Regions from separate parts of the Homo sapiens genome. Here region 1 is linked to region 2. The links are chromatin loops, found by intact Hi-C in ENCODE. Cell type or tissue: chondrocyte. All regions are shown on one strand. Each heading gives the region's core, and the rest is flanking DNA. Links, peaks and the distances in the headings are about the cores only.

Evidence for each region. A loop is a pair of places that touch in the nucleus more often than their neighbours do. Peaks named below come from ENCODE experiments on the same cell type or tissue, not always from the same donor. Only the 100,000 strongest peaks of a DNase experiment are listed, where the experiment ranks them.
Region 1: a loop joins it to region 2, with 8 times the contacts of the local background. A loop is called at or near these places in 60 of 110 quality-filtered maps.

The regions. Positions count from the first base shown.
Region 1 is chr22:39,618,198-39,626,519 of GRCh38, forward strand. It overlaps CACNA1I (calcium voltage-gated channel subunit alpha1 I), which reads left to right. Exons shown (of 37, transcript NM_021096.4): 4 at 1,113-1,210. Among named protein-coding and RNA genes, the nearest start is that of CACNA1I, 52 kb to the left of the region's middle. RefSeq lists enhancers at 4,779-4,878, 4,909-5,018, 8,007-8,301. In chondrocyte, for the core only: CTCF peaks have their summits at 4,837 (motif pointing right) and 5,036; no DNase peak of the experiment used is centred there.
Region 2 is chr22:40,032,315-40,040,636 of GRCh38, forward strand. It overlaps FAM83F (family with sequence similarity 83 member F), which reads left to right. Exons shown (of 5, transcript NM_138435.4): 5 at 1-8,322. Among named protein-coding and RNA genes, the nearest start is that of TNRC6B-DT, 8.1 kb to the right of the region's middle. In chondrocyte, for the core only: CTCF peaks have their summits at 4,511 (motif pointing left) and 4,718; no DNase peak of the experiment used is centred there.

The DNA.
Region 1 (8,322 bases), core at 307-8,306, 410 kb before region 2:
CGTGTGTGTGACTGTGATGGTGTGTGACTGTGTGCAGGTGTGTGGTTGTGTGCCTGTGTGTGTGTGTGCAAGTGTGTGACTGTGTGTGTGACTGTGTGTGCAGGTGTGTGATTATGTGCGTGTGTGTGATTGTGCAGGTGTGTGTTTGTGGGTGTGTGGTTGTGTGCGTGTGTGACTGTGTGCATGGGTGTGACTGTGGGTGTGTGGTTGTGTGCATGTACGTGACTCTGTGTATGCAGGTGTGTGACTGTGCGTGTGTGCACACAGGTATGGAAGTGTGTGTGCATGCGCTCCAGCGGGTGGGGGATGGATGGTGGTGGCATTTCAGGGAACGAATGGAGCTTTCACTCAATGACTCTTCAAGCAGCGGGAGGGGGTGGCAGCTTCACAACAGTCGGACAGGTTTGTGCAGCATGTAGGAAAAGCCTTCATTTCCTACTGACAGTGGTGACATGGGTGGTGACAGGTGGAGCTGGCAGCAGTGCTGAAGTCCTGGGGTGGGAGGTGCCAGGGGAAGGGTCTGGTGATGGGGGGCAGGGGGGGTCATCCTGGAAATGCAGGCCGGGCCCATCTCCCAGTCGCCCTCAAATGAGGTTTGCTGTGCTTCCACCGTGAAGGGACCTCAGAGGTCTGCCTCTTGAGGGAGATCTGGGAAGACTTCCTGAAGGAGGCAAACTGCCTCCAAAGAGCTGCAGGGCTAGTTGAGCATGGAAGGGATGTGGGGTGTGGAGCCGTTTGGTGCAGGAGATGTTCCTCCCACTTTCAGAGGCTGCTGTGGAAGCTGGGGCTGACATGGGCCACGGGCCAGGAGGATGCGCTGGGGCAGGAGCCACCTGGCACAGCGCTGGGCACACAGTGGGAGCCCAACATCTGTGCTCCCTTCATGCTCTAAGCCCTTGCCCACATCTGTCACCGGCGCCATTTACAGAGGAGGAGACAAGGGCCACCAACCCCAGGCCACATGTTGGCCAGGTGTAGCTGGAGATCCGACTGCTGTCTTTACTTGCCCTGTCCAGGCAGTAGTGCGCAGGTGGCTGGAGAATGCTGTGGCCCGGGCCCTGGCCCCAGCTGGCCTCCAGCACCATCCCTCACTCTCTCTCCTTTCTCTGCAGGATGGTCGAGTACTCCCTGGACCTTCAGAACATCAACCTGTCAGCCATCCGCACCGTGCGCGTCCTGAGGCCCCTCAAAGCCATCAACCGCGTGCCCAGTGAGTCAGCCCCGCCCTGTCCACACATTCCTGGCTGATCCATCCCTGGCCAACCCATCCCTGGCCTACCTAGCCAATGCCCACCCCCCCACCCTGCTTCGTTCACTTGGAGAAGACTGATTAGGGCCCGGGTGTGCTCAGGGATCCTGCGGTGTCTATCTAGACAGATGTGCCCTGCTCCCATAGAGCTCATGGGCCTGAAGACACTGGCAGGTGGTCCCAATGCTTCTGAGTCCCAGGAGAGTCTGGAGAGCATGCTGGGGAGTCTGGCTTTTCAGGGACGAAGAGTTTATGGGAGAGTGGTCTTCATAGGATGTCAAGGCAAGCACCCATAGGAAAAGAAGTTGCTTAGTTTGAAGGAGGACGTCGTAGAGCATTTCACTGGGGCAATGAAACCTGACTCCCTCACTTGTGCTGACTGACTTAGAAGTCGAGCTCTGTCATTCACCCACCACAGATCGATGTACCTACTCACCCATATGCCTAGCCACCGGTTCATCCATCCACCCGTCCACCTATCCACCTGTCCATCCATCCATCCATCCGTCCGTCCGTCCATCCATCCATCCATCCATCCATCTACCTGTCCACCCATCCACCTGTCTATCCATCCATCCATCCATCCATCCATCCATCCATCCATCCACCCACCCACCCATCCACCCACCCACCTGTCCACCCACCCACCTGTCCATCCATCTACCTGTCCACCCATCCACCTGTCCATCCATCCACCCACCCATCCATCCACCCACCCATCCATCCATCCATCCACTCATCCATCCATTCACCCACCCGTCCATCCATCTACCTGTCCACCCATCCACCTGTCCATCCATCCATCCATCCATCCATCCATCCATCCATCCATACGTACATACATACATCTGCTCATCTTTCTAGCCATCTTTCCATTTGTCCATTCATTCATCTGTATAGTCAGCCAGACATCCACCTGTCCATCCACTCATCCACCCATCCACCTGTCCATCCATCCATCTGTCCACCCACACATCCATCCACCTGCCCACCCACCTAGTATTAAGAGAGGTTATCTTGCAACCATAAGCCCTGTAGAGTTTTCATGTCCATGACCTGTTTTGAGCCTTACAGTCATTCTGAGGGAGGTGAGCTGTTGCCATTTTACAGATGAAAAAACTAAGACTTGGAGACACGAGGTTACCTGCCCAGGGACGCACTGCCAGTGAGTAGCAAAGGCTGGAGTCAGTTAGGTCTTCTGACTCCTCACTGCTCTCTTCTAGGAATGGGGTGAAGACTGGGGAAAGAGAGGATGAGGGCCCTGCCTGCCTTCCTGGTTTTTTTTTGTTGTTGTTGTTTGTTTGTTTGTTTGTTTGTTTTTTTTGAGACACAGCCCGTAGCTCTGTTGCCCAGACTGGAGTCCAGTGGTGTGAACTTGGCTCACTGCAACTTCTGCCTCCCAGGTTCAAGCAATTCTCCTCCTGTCTCACCCTCATGAGTAGCTGGGACTACAGGCATGTGCCACCATGCCTGGCTAATTTTTGTATTTTTAGTAGGGATGAGGTTTCACCATATTGGTCAGGCTGGTCTCGAACTCCTGACCTCAGGTGATCCACCCACCTTGGCTTCCCAAAGTGCTAGGATTACAGGCATGAGCCACTGCACCTGGCTGCCTGGGGCTTTTATACGCATTTACCCACTTCCTATGGTCCAGGAACTTGACATCTGATGGCTCAACAACCTGTGGGAGGCTCAGAGAAGTTAAGTGACTCACACAAAGTCACACAGCAATTCAGCGGCAGAGCTGGAATCTGAACAGAGTTCTGTCTGTCCTCAGCCCAGTTTATTTCCTGGCTGTGTCTGACCCCTTGCTTCTCTTCCCTGCCTGAGCTTCTGTTTCCCCATCTGCCAAAGAGTACAGGTCTCCTGGCACCTGCTCCCCCTCCACAGGTAGTGCTGTCCCCATTCCTTTATTCCTAGCCCTGGGGCCTTGGGGCTCTGTCACCCACCCCACCCAGCCAACCTCTGTGGTCCATCCATCCTGAGCGCCCTGTGGGGCTGGCCTGACCCCGGGCTTGCAGAATGCATCAGTCAGTCTGGGCAGGCCTGGCGGGGCAGGAGAGGCCATGCTTCAGAATATCTGTGGAGCAAGGTGACCAGGAGGGTGGCAGAGCTTTCTGAGCCTGGAGGGTGGCCCAATCCTGCTTTGTTCTGAGAGGGACTGGCTTGGCTTGGGTAGGGCACAGAGGGGGCCTGGGGGCTGGGGTCTCAAGGTCACAATACGATAGAAAACGCTGGGGGTCCTCAGTGCTACTGTGAGGGTCTTGGGGAAGGGTTTGGGAGGCGAGGTAGGGCAAGTGAGTAGTGGGAACCAAAGCTGTGCGGGAGGGGGAGGGGGAGTTCAGCTCTACCAGCCTGGCCCCTTCCCACTGCCCTAGGGAGACCCCCTTGGGCACAGGGAGGGGACATGCGGAGAGGCCATTTTAGGGCCAGCTTCTCTCTGTCCTCATCCCCTCCAATCCCAGAGGGCTCCTTGAAGATCACCTAGTTCAAAACCATCTTTCCCACATTTAACAAATGAGGAAACTAAGGTCCAGAGAGGGTCGTGGCTAGTCCAGGGTCACACAGCAATTCAGTGTGACCAAACAGCAGTTCAGGAAGGACCAAGCCAAACCAGCACACCTTCCCCAACAGTGTGTGATTTTCTCCCATGTGCCCCACCTGACTTTACTGGGAAATGAGCCAAAAGGTGGCCTCCGTACACTCAGCACCCAGAACTCTGCCTGGCGGACAGAAGGCGCGCCAAAGACACGTGTGAAATGGACACAGCAGGTGTACTGAGCTGTGTACTGTGCCAGGACCACAGAGCTATACATGCTCCTGTGCCGGGCATGAGGAGGCAGGGAGAATGGGGCTGGGGGTCGGGAGGCCTCCGGGAGAAGGGGATGTCTGAGTTGAGACCCAGGGGAGGATGGGGATTGAGTAGGTGGAGGGGGAGGGCTGGGCGGCAGTAGCGGGGGTTCAGGGAGTGTAAAGGGCTTGGGGAGGGAGCTGCAGGAGCTGGGGGTTACAGGCTGGGTGGACCAAGGGGTGGGGCATGAGGCTGGAGAGGACAGGGCCTGGGCATGGACCATGTGCCTGAGGGCAGTGGGAGCATAGGAAGAGGTTAGCAAGTGGTTGCTTTAGAAACACCCCTGGCCAGAGTGCGGTGTGGGGGGGGCGGTGGGGGGGGCAGTGGGGGTGAGCTGGACATGGGACTGCTCCTGGAACAGGTGTGAGCGAATGGCCGGTACTGGGCAGGGGTGGGGGTGGGATGCAGAGCAGCAAGTGGGTGGGAGAGGGACTGCTGGGCCCAGTCCAGGTCCTCCTTGAGTGTCTGGTGTGGGCACCTGGGTGGGCGGGAGGGACCTCAGCTCTCAGGGGCCAGCACAGAGGGCCACGTCGCTCCTGGCTCCCACCCACAGTGCTGCTTGTTTCTGTCCTGGGGGACGGCGGGGGCTGCCCTCAGCAGGCAGCTGCCATGGGACCATGGTCACACTCCAGGCCACGGAGCCCACAGGCACCGCCACCTTCCAGAGGTGTGTGCACGTTGCAGAGGGTCGCACACAAGGGATGTTTGTACGTGATCTTGATCTGAACCTCTTGTCCGGTCTAGGGTCTGCCCAGCAGGGGGCAGCACTGTGATGGGACCGCTGAGGCTGCAGGCGGGCTTAGGGGCATGGGACGGGACACGGGCGGAGGCCTCGCTCTTGCCAGGCGGGCTTCTCTACATCTGTGTGAGGGTGTGTGTGGGTGTGAGGGTGTGTGTGGGTGTGAGGGTGTGTGTCCACCAGAGAACACGTGTGAGGACGTGTGTGCACGAGTGTGTGTGCAATGAAGGGTGTGCACAGGTGAGTATGTGCCTGTGAGGTGCGTGTGCACATGTAAGTACATGGGAGAGTGTGTGTGCATGTGACAATGTGTGCATCTGAGGATGTGTGTGCACAAGTGAGCAAATGTGAAAGCCTGCACACGTGAATGGGCACATGTAAGGGTGTGTACATGTGAGAGTGCGTGCCTATGAAAGTGTGTGTGTTGTGAGGGTGTGTGCTGTGTCTGCCTGGGAGGGTGTCTGTGTATGCCTATGAATATGTTCATGCCTGAGCATATGTGTGCTTGTGTGTGTGTGCCTGTGAGGGTGTGTGTGCCTGTGAGAGTGTTTGCTGTGATGTGTGTGTGCCTGTGAGGGTGTGTGTGCCTGTGTGTGTGTGTGCCTGTGTGTGTATGTGTGCTGCGAGGGGGTATGCCTGTGAGGGGTGTGTGGCTGTGAGGGTGTGTGTGCTGTGAGGAGGTGTGTTATGAAAGTATGCGTGCCTGTGAACATGCGTGTGTCTATGAGCCTATGTGTGCCTGTGGGGGTGTGTATGTCTGTGAAAGGGTGTGTACGTGTCAAGAGTGTGTGTGTGCCTCTGAGCGTGTGTGCGTCCATAAAGGGGTGTGCCTGTGAGGGTGTGTGTGTGTGAAGTGTGTGTGTGCGCCTGTGAGGGTGTATGTGTGACGTGTTTGTGTGTGTGCCTGTGAGGGTGTGTGTGAAAGGGTGTGTATGTGTCAAGGGTGTGTGTGCGCCTCTGAACGTGCGTGTGTCCATGAAGGGGTGTGCCTGTGAGGGTATGTGTGTGAAGTGCATGTGTGTGCCTGTGAGGGTGTGTTTGTGAGAGCGCGTGTGTGAAGAGTGTGTATGTCTCTGTGAGGGTGTGTGTATGAAGAGTGTGTGTGTAGCGAGCATGTGTGTGCCTGTGAGGGTGTGTGTGTGTGAAGAGCGTGCGTGCGCCTTGCACGTGTGTGTGGGCGCCTGTGCCTCTCCCTCCAGGTCCTCTTTGCTCCTCCTGGTTCCTCTCCTGCTGTGTGGGGAGTTCATTAAGCTGCTCCCCGGAGGTGGAGGACACTCCCGGTCCCCAGCACCAGCCTGCCCTGGCCTCTGGGAAGGCAGGGATTGACCCTGTGCCCAACATCCCCCTGCGCTCCAATTACAGAGGAGCTCCGAGCGGGCTCCGAGCCTTTCCTCAGGGTCTCCTCCTGCTAGTGGCCACCGCTGGGCAGTTGGGGGAGTGTCGGCTTCCCGCCCCTGAGCCTGATTCCGCTTCTCAGAGGACAGCCTGGTTCTCTCAGAACCAGCACTGGGGAGTTACTGGGAGCACTGGCCCTCCAGCAGCTGGTGTTCCCCTGGAAGGGCCCTGCAGATACTCACAGGCGATTCTGCGGGAGCCGCAGGCTGTTGGAGCACGTGGGGCTTAAAGTCCATTGGTCTAACCCTCATTTCGCGGGACAGACAGTTTTGTCCTCAGGTGCCAGGTCCCCTGCCCAGAGCCACCAGGGGATTAGTGACTTGAGGTGGGGAAGGGGTGGCTCAGGCTCTCAGAAGTGCTTCCTAGAGAGATTTCATAGTTGCCTGGTTTTTTTATTTTCTTTTTTTTAAAATATGATTTTCCTGCAGACATTTCTCCTACTTATGGTTTGAGCTGCTTCTGCCCTGGGACACAGTCTTTTTTTTTTTTTTTTTTGAGACAGCATCTAGCCCTGTCACCCAGGCTGGAGTGCAGTGGCATGATCTTGGCTCACTGCAACCTCCACCTCCCGGTTCAAGAGATTCTCCTGCCTCAGTCTCCCGAGTAGCTGGGATTACAGGTGCCCACCACCACGTCCAGCTAATTTTTGTATTTTTAGTAGAGACGGGGTTTCACTGTGTTGGCCAGGCTGGTCTCCAACTCCTGACCTTGTGATCCACCCGTCTCGGTCTCCCAAAGTGCTGGGATTACAAGCGTGAGCCACCGTGCCCAGCCGGGACACAGTCTTTTCAACAGTAGCCCGTAGCTTTTAGTCTCATTTCTAGAGGGCAAGCTAGAGAGCTGGTGATGGGCGCAGTCAAATGACGGGTTATTAATTGCAAAGCCATGAGGAGTGGGCTGGTTGCCTGCGGTTTAAAAATACAGCAAAGGCTGCAAAGCTCCAGCATGAACAACCAGGAAGATGCAAGTGTGGGTCAGAGAATAAAAGTTCTGGTCTTAGCTCTGCCATATGCCTGCTGTGTGACCTGAGAAGTCCCTTGGCATCTCTGGGCCTCGGTTTCCCTACTCGTACAAACAAAGCAGGAGGATAAACTGGATTAAATACGTGGCTCTCAACTTTGTCCAGGATGAGCGGGGGACATGGACATCATGGTGCTGCTTACAGAATCGTATAAAATACATGTCTCTCCACCCCACCCCTGCAGGTCCTTGTTCAGGCCACTCAGCCTCTGATGGATAAAGAGAGGAAGACAGCAGAGAGGTGGTTGGGGAGGGAGGAAGGAAGCGCCAAATTAGGAGTTGGGAGTCTGGGTTCTGGTTCCTCTCTGTGTGACCTTTCCTAAGTCACCGCCTCTCTCTGGGCCTTGGCAAGATGGGGCTGAATTATCTCTAAATGTGCCCCCGCCCCACCCCACCCCCAGCCTGTACATCTCTCAAGGCACTGCCTTGCTTCCTTAAGCATACTGCCTGAGTCATTTACATATGAAAAGTGCTGTTTTCTCCAGTAAGAAACGAGGGCAGTCACTGCCAAGGCCTGGCCAGAGAGGTGATAGTTCCCCCGACCCAGGCTGTGGCGCAGGGGCGAGGCAGACCCTGGGGAGCTCAGGGGCAGCCCTGAGCCCGAGCTCACAGTCCCTGACAATGCTGTGGGGAAGGCTGCCATCCCCTCGGCTGCACAACCAGCTGGAGGTTTGCTCTGTGCTGTCAGGCCAGGTTCTGGTCCCAGGGCCTCCACCCACTGGCTGTGGGACCCTGAGTAAGCCACGTGCCTCTCCGTGCCTCTATTTCCCCAGCTCTCAAGAGAAGTTAATAATACCCATGTCCATCTGGTTAGGAAGGCTGAAATGCCACCGTGGGTGTAGAGAGCTGCGTGCACAGCCTCGTGTGCCTACGCGATCCGCAGGTGCTGCTGCTAGATAAGGTGCTGGGAGTAGTGAGGGTGGACGTAGAGTGTCAGGGACGTCTTCTCAGGGGCTGGTTTTGGAAGACACTCATCAGCTGAGGGTTGGAGAGGGTGTGCCTGGCAGATAGATTGGCATGTGCAAAGGTGGAGTGGAGGTGTCATCCTGGGCTGGGCATCGTGTGGGT
Region 2 (8,322 bases), core at 305-8,304:
CACAAGGGCAGTAAGCACAGGACTTCTGGATGGATCTGGGAGCCTGCCCCTTGGGATTTGGCAAAACTTCCCATCTCCTTAGCTACCTGTCCTTAATCTTATCCCTGACCCCTCGAGGGCTTTCAAGATAGCCTCTGTTAACATCACTACCCTCTGCCTGTGTAGAACTTTATAGAAAGGCTAGGCAAAAAATGAGACCCAGAGATATGGAAGAAACTGGCCAAAGAGGGGAAAGTGGGCTATTTCTTTTTTTTTTTTCTTTTTTTTTTCTGAGACAGAGTCTCACCCTGTTGCCCAGGCTGGAGTGCAGTGACAGCGATCTTGGCTCACTGCAAGCTCCGCCTCCCGGGTTCACGCCATTCTTCTGCCTCAGCCTCCTGAGCAGCTATGACTACAGGTGCCCACCACCATGCCTGGCTAATTTTTTTATATTTTTATTAGAGACAGGGTTTCACCATGTTAGCCAGGTTGGTCTTGATCTCCTGACCTTGTGATCCGCCCGCCTTGGCCTCCCAAAGTGCTGGGATTACAGGCCACCGTACCCGGCCAGGCTATTTTTTTGTTTTGTTTTTGTTTACTACTGTATTGCTTTTCTCTTTTTCATATTTATTGAGCACCTACTATATGCCAGTCACCATGCTAGATGCTTTAGTAACATGAAGGTTTCAAACTAAGAAAAGCTCAACAAAGAGCCCTTTAGAAAGGTAACAGTTTTCCTGTGTATTGGGGGAGTGGGTCTCATAAGGTTGTATGATGAGAAGCGCAAGTAATTGTTTTGTTTTTTTTTTGAGACAATGTCTTGCTCTGTCGATCAGGCTGGAGTGCAGTGGCGTCATCTCAGCTCGCTACAACCTCCACCTCCTGGGTTTAAGTGATTCTCTGGCCTCAGCCTCCTGAGTAGCTGAGATTACAGGCACGCGCCACCACGCCCGGCTAATTTTTGTATTTTTAGTAGAGACAGGGTTTCACTATGTTGGTCAGGCTGATCTTGAACTCCCGGCCTCAGGTGATCTGCCTGCCTTGGCCTCCCAAACTGCTGGGATTACAGGCATGAGCCACCACGCCCAGCCTGGCTAAGGTTCATTATCCCCATCTTTCAGATGAGGAGGCACACAACTCTCCCCAGATCCCACGTCACAGAGAATGCAGGTCTGAGTCTGTTCCTTGAGCTCAGGGTCTTGGCAATGGTGATGCTTTGGAGCTGCAGAATCCTCTGTTGGGGATGGGGCTGCCCTGTGCATTATAGTACGTTTAGCAACATCCCTAGCTTCCACCTACTAAATGCCACTAGCACTCCTTCAGATGAGACCACCAAAAATGTCTCCAGATGTTACCACATGTCCCCTGGGGGGTAAAAGTGCCCCCGTTGAGAGCACTGGCTCTTTTCTTCACAGTCCTGACCTGGTGGCCTGCACAGGCCACTTCTCCGAAGTGTTTCAATGCACTCTCTGCCCTGGGTACCTTGGACACAGCACCCTGGCCCAGAGAGGTTGGCTGACTTGCCTGAGACGCTGCTTCCTGGGAGACGCAGTAGCATCTTTCCTTTCTGTTCTGGTTATCTTTCTTAGTTCTTTACCACCTTATATTCCCCATGACAGGTGTGTTTATGTACACACATCTGCCTCACTCCACTCAGCTCCCTGTCAGGTTTCCTGCCAGTCTGTCCCTCTTCCTTCAGGCTCAGCTACGTCCTGCACAGACAGTACCACTGCACATACCTGTGTGTGCCCAGCGGTGGACCCACCTCCAAAAGCAGCCAGTGCTGACAGCAGAGAGCCTTCCACACTCAAGTCAGGCCAAGCAGGAATCGCTACCTGCCTGTCATGACCACATTCTCAGTGAACATTGACAAAGCCCCCTTAGCAGCTAATTAGCCCTGCCGTGCGCTAGGGATGCAATTTCTCATCTGGCAGTGCGCCACACTCCTGCCTCCCTGCCCAAAGGACGTAGTGGCTGCTGCTGATCGTCTGCACTGCTGTTCCAGGGGCAGGAGGTTTGCTGCAAATCAGGTACCCCCAGCTCAGTGAGCAGAACCAGTCCAAGGTTGAGTGAGGAGAAGGGCAAGAAGGGCAGGCACAGCCGTGAGTATGTTCTGGGGCTAAGTAACCATGAGATCAGCCCAGAGACCTTGCACAGTTAGGCAGGCCTGGACTTCTCGCCCTTCCCCTTGCAGCTTCTGCTCTCCCAGCTAGGGACTGAGGAAAGCCCTGCTTCTAGATGCCATGTGCTGCTGCCTGGCACGATAGGTACCCATCTGTCCTTGGGGTTCCTGAGCCTGGAGAGCGGGCTTTGTGAGCACTGGTGCCTCACCTGCCTGGCTCAGCTCTGCAGCCACAATATATGCTTAATACCTATTTGTTAAATGATTGAAGACTTGACTGCCATTCAGTACAGAGAATTAGCCAGGTGAATAAACAGGATGTGTCATAGAGGTTCTAGAATTGATCATGACCCTTTCTGTCTCATTCCTGACTTCTAATACCGTATATGCCAAATGGGGTTCTGCTGTGATTTAATTTCTTAAGGACTGGGTTTATCAAAAGTCCCTCCTGATCTAATCCTTTCCTCTAGGAAGGCTTCTCCTTTCTTCATCTGTCCTAAGTGCATGGTCTTCATCTCCTGGGTGGTCCAGACTAGGTGGCACTGGGCCTGCAGGCCTCTAGCTGCTCAAGGATGGCCCTGTCTGCATGCTTCCTTTCAAAAGCTAGCATAGAAAGGAGGGCCCAAGGTGAGGAAATTTGTCCAAAGTCACCCAATGAGTCGCAGGAAGGGCTAGAATCTGGTTATCTGGACCGTCCTAGAGCACTTTCACAGTGACAGCCGGCTGGAATCAAGTTTTCATTTAGAAAAATGGCTAGAAGTTAGGGCATTGCCTGCAGCCACTGAAAAGCAGCTTTAGGAGCAGATGTCCACGTAATAGAAGGAGATGGGCTAGGGCCTGCCACGGAAGCCAGCAAGCGCGTGGGAGCTGGGGGAGGAAAGGAGCAAAAGGCAAGAACAGGCAGTATGTCCGCGGTGCCCACAGTGCTGTGGGTACAAGCAAGGGGAAAAGAGCCCATGGTGTGCAGAAAACCATGCGTCATGATTCTTATTTCCTGCTCGCAGCTTTGACTCTCTGCCTCATCTCTTCCTGGAAGTGTCTTGGAAGTTAGGCGACTGCACAGGGAAAGGTTCGCTGCAGTGCTTGCAGGCCTGCACCCATTTATTCATCCGGTGGATATTTGCTGGGTGCCCGGCCTGGGGATCCATGGTGAGCGAGGAAGGCATGGTATTGAAGTGGTATGCCTGCATGACCTTGGCGGGGGCGCATGGCATAGAGAGGACAGGCTTCAGAACAGGCAGGCAAGGGCTGAAATCCTATCTCTGCCACCGAACAGCTAATGACCCCAGCAAGCAATTTCACATCCCCGAACTTTCCTGTTTCCTCATGTGTCAAATGGGGATGATCTCGAGACGACTCTCCAGAGTAACCACGTGAAGCACCTAGCACAGGGGCTGACGCAAACAGCTGGGCATCGGAGGAGCCTCCAGGGTTGTGACCTCCAGTGGCTTATTTTCCTTTTGGGATCTTCTCTCCTAGATCCTCCCCTTTAATTCCCTGTGAAATTTACCACTTTCATATTGAATCGTTGGCACACAGGGCTAACTGCTTGTTCACCTGAAGGAAGCTACAGAGTTCAGGTTTCTTTTTTCTTTCTTTCTTTCTTTTTTGCTTTTTTAAGATGATCTTGCTCCGTCACCCAGGCTGGAGTGCAGTGGCGTAATCATGGCTTCCTGCAGCCTCAAACTCCTGGGCTCAATGAGTTCCTTGAGATCTTCCATCCTCAGCTTCCCAAGTAGCTAGTAGTAGTAGTGGCTTGCACCAACGCTCCTGCCCTAATTTTCAATATTTTTTTGTAGAGATAGGATCTCACTGTGTTACCCAAGCTAGACTTGAACTCCTGGCCTCAAGCGATCCTTCCGCCTTGGCCTCCCAAAGTGTTGGGATTACAGGCATTAGCTACCACACCTGGCCAAGGCCCAGGTTTCGACAGAAAGGGAGAGAAAACCTGCCAGAGATGCCATTTCGGAGCCACTCTGCTTGGCAGGGACCTGTGTTCCCCTCATGCAGGTTCATCCTTAGAGGGCTGCGGTCTTATCTGGTTGTGCAAAAGTCCCACAACCTTTCTGGATTGATAGTTTGTGGTGAAATAAACAATTTTAGTTTGTTTGGAGAATCTTTTGTATACAAAATACAAATAAAACCTAAATCAAAGAAACAGAGCATGTCCGGAGAAGTCTGCCAACCCTTCTCCAGGCCATGGGGCTTCCCAAGCCAGGCCTGTACTCCTCATGTAGATTCCACACCCCGCCTTGATGTCTTTGGCTTTCACACTAGTGACTATAGCCTGGTGGGACGGGGTCTAGGGGCCACAGTCCTGGTCCTGCGCAGGTGGCCCTGGAGAGAAGCCTTGGAGAACTTGGAGAAGCCCACGCGGCTGGCAGCATCATGGTGAGAGGCTGACACCTTGTGGCTGGCTGGCAGCATACGTCCTTCCTCCCCTAGGTCAGCTAGACGGCCAAAGCAGGGATCTGCAAGCTCCTTCTGTGGCGGGCCAAAAAGTGAACATTCAGTGTGTCTGTTGCAGCTACTGTCATAGCACTGAGGCACCCCTAGACAGTACAGAAACAAGCAGGTGTGGCCATGTTCCAGTGAAACCTTATGAATACTGAAATCTGAATCCATAATTTTCATGTATCACAAAGTAGTAATATTCTTTTAATATGCAAAAACCGGCCAGGTGCGGTGGCTCATGCCTGTGACCTCAGCACTTTGGGAGGCCGAGGTGGGTGGATCACCTGAGGTCAGGAGTTCGAAACCAGCCTGGCCAACGTGGTGAAACCCTGTCTCTATTAAAAATACAAAAATTAGCCTGGTGTGGTGGCACATGCCTGTAATCCCAGCTACTCGGGAGGCTGAGGCGTAGGAATTGCTTAAACCTGGGAGGCGGAGGTTGCAGTGAGCTGAGATCATGCCACTGCACTTCAGCCTGGGCAACAGAGCTAGACTCCATCTCAAAAACAAACAAACAAAAAAACAAAAGCAAAAACCAGTCTTAGCTCACAGGCTGTGCCAAAACAGGCAGTGGGCTGGATTTGGTCCTCAAGCCTGGGCTTGCTGACCTCTGGCCTAGGACACCTCTCCTTTATGCCTCCGCTCCCAACACGGACTCTCAACTCTCATGTTTACCTTGTCATTGTTCTGTCAAGAGGAATTCACTAGTCTCACTCCTCCAACCAGACCGCTGCCACTAAGGCTTCTTCTGAACAGAAATTCTGGATTTGTTCTCACCCATTTCATAAATGTACATAAGCACCCATCAGGTGCCAAGCCCTGTGCTGAGATGCCTGCAGAGCCCAGAGTTTTCACCAACTTTTTTTTTAAGAGATGGGGGTCTCTGTTGCCAGGTTGGAGTGCAATGACATAATCATAACTCACCGCAACCTCAAACTCCTAGGTTCAGGTGATCCTCCCGCCTCAGCCTCCCAAGTAGCTGGGACTACAGGCATGCACCACCCTGCCCAGCTAATTAAAAAAAAAACTTTAGGGATGGGGTCTTGCTATGTTGTCTAGGCTGGTCTCTAACTCCTGGGCTCAAGTGATCCTCCCACCTCAGCCTCCCAAGTAGCTGGGCTTACAGATGTGAGCCACTGCACCTGCTCAACATTTAATTTTTTCATTCATTCATTCGTTCATTCATTTGTTCAAACGAACTTATTGAGAACTTACTGTGTTCCAGGCACTGTGATAAGATAGACCTGGCCTTTACCTTCAAATGTTCAGAACATGGTTAGGAAGATGGATACTGGGAGGCAAGTGTTCTGATGGGAAAGCACAGCATGTAAAGAAGCCCAGAGGAGGCACTTAACCTGGGGGAGAAGAACAGGGTAGGCTTCCTGGAGGAGGAGGTAATCTCTGAGCCGATACCTGAGGAGTGAATGGAGGAGGGGACAATGAGGCAAGGCATTCCAGGGAAAGGTCCAGAGCCTAGACAGAACTCTTTTAGGAGAATTATGAGAATCACAATTATCGAGGACACAGTGAAGACTCAGATAACTCAAATATAGGTTTTGCCCGCAAAGCCTTCCTGTCTGGTGGGTGAGACAGTCTACAGCAAGCTGCTCCAAGGATATGGAGAAAAAAGTTTTTCCTCTGGCCTTGTAGGATTGGTTATTACTGAGCCTGGAGTACGCAAAGGCCAGCGAGTGCTCCTAAGGCAGGGAGGGGGCTGCCTTCACTATGGGTGCTCAGGAAATCTGCCAGGGGAAGGGAGATGTGGGCCTGCCTCGGCTGCAGAAACCCCTCAGAGGAGGAGGAGGGGCTTGAACTGAGCTTTGAAGAAAGTGTAGACTTGGGGACAGGCAGAGGAAGAGGGGGCATCATAGGCAGCAGAAACCACATGGACAAACTCTCTGCCGGAGAATGGGCATGGCCGGGCTGAGGGGTCCCTGGACAGGAACCAGCCTTCCCTATGCACCTGCACCCGTGAGTCTCACAACAGCCCCAACAGGCAAGTGTTATTTTCCTCAATTCTACCAATTAAAAACTGACCTTGGGCAACTGCTTAACCTATCTCTGCCTTACTTTCTTCATCTGTATCTACCTCAGAAAGTTACTATGAGGACTGAATAAGCTCATACATATACAATGCTTGGAGCAGAGGCTGGTACTAGAGCTGGCTTCATGGGCATGAAACCTGTGAACACAGAACCCCATGCTTTCATTTTCCACTTAGTCCTGCCTGGCATAGTATGCAGTTTTTTTAATTTGAGATGGAGTCTCCCTTTGTTGCCCAGGCTTGAGTGCAGTGGCGCGATCTCAGCTCACTGCAACCTCCACCTCCCAGGTTGAAGCAGTTCTCCTGCCTCAGCCTCCTGAGTAGCTGGGATTACAGGTGCGCGCCACCATACCCAGCTAATTTTTGTATTTTTAGTAGAGATGAGGTTTTGCCATTTTGGCCAGCCTGGTCTTGAACCTCTGACTTCCATGATCCACCTGCCTCTGCCTCCCAAAGTGCTGGGAGGATTACAGGCATGAACCACTACGCCTGGCCTGGTATGTGGGTTAAAATGTTAGGTTTTATCATTATCTTAGGTGGAGAATAACAAATCCGATTCAATATATTCATTTTAGAAACGAGGAAACTGAAGCTTAGATAGTTTGTGTGACTTGCAAAAAGTCACGCAGCAAACAAGCTGCAGAATGAAGGGTGGAGATGGAGAGATAGAATTCTCATCTTAGAGGTGAAAGTAGGATAATGACCCAGCTGAGCTTGCTGAGTCCTGCGAGCGTCGCACGCCCCCAGAGACAACATAAGGAGAGAAGTGCAGACAGATTCCTTTGAAGGAGCTTAGAGAAAGAGATGGTAGGGAAAAGAGCATGAACAGTTGTAGAGGTAGGAGGAAAGCTGGCTATTTGGGGAAGCAAAGAAAAGATTCTCAGAGTAAAACGTATTGGTGAAGCCATGGAAACAAGGACTGAGAAAGTCTCTTGGATCTTGGCCACAAAAAGGTTATAGATGAGCTTAGAGAAATGAATTTCAGTAGAGTTAGGGCTAGAAGCCAGGTTCAGAGAGAGAAAACGAGAGAGCATTCCTGGTGGTGGAGATGGCCGCAGGCCATTATTTAAAAAGCTAGGATAAGAAAATAGAGAAGAAAGGGAAGGAAGCTATTTGAAGGGAGTGGGAGAAAAGCCAGATCTCAGTTGGGACGTGGAGGAAGGACCACCAGAGGCAGTAATTTAGCCGGAAAGAGGTGTATTTCTTTCCTTGAGTTTATAGGGGGTAAAGAGGATGGGGCTGAGATACTAAAGACTACGAGGACAACTGTTCATTGAGGGCTGGTCATCTCCCCAGCTGCACTGTGGGGTTCCCAAGTCAGACATCCCAGAGGCAATATAGCAGCGTGGACAAGAGCTTACTCGTTGGAGTCAGACCGCCTAGGTTCAACGATGGGTTAGTTAGCCCTTCAGTGCCTCCATTTTCCTATCTAGAAAATGTGGATAACAATGGTTGTTGTGAAGATTAACAGCCATAATCCACGTAAAGCCCTCAGTACAGTGTATGACACACAGCAAGTGTCCACCAAAGGGTAGTTATTATTAACCATAATCCTGGTTCTCTTGTGAGCTGCCTCCTGTGTGTCTAGCATTGGCCAGCACACATGAGGGGGTCCAGTGTTTGCTGCTTAACTAAGTAGCTTCTCAGGAAGTGTGGTCATAAAAAATGATAGGTGATTTAGAAGGTGAGACAGACACAAGGGATGTGTTGCACAGTAAATGCT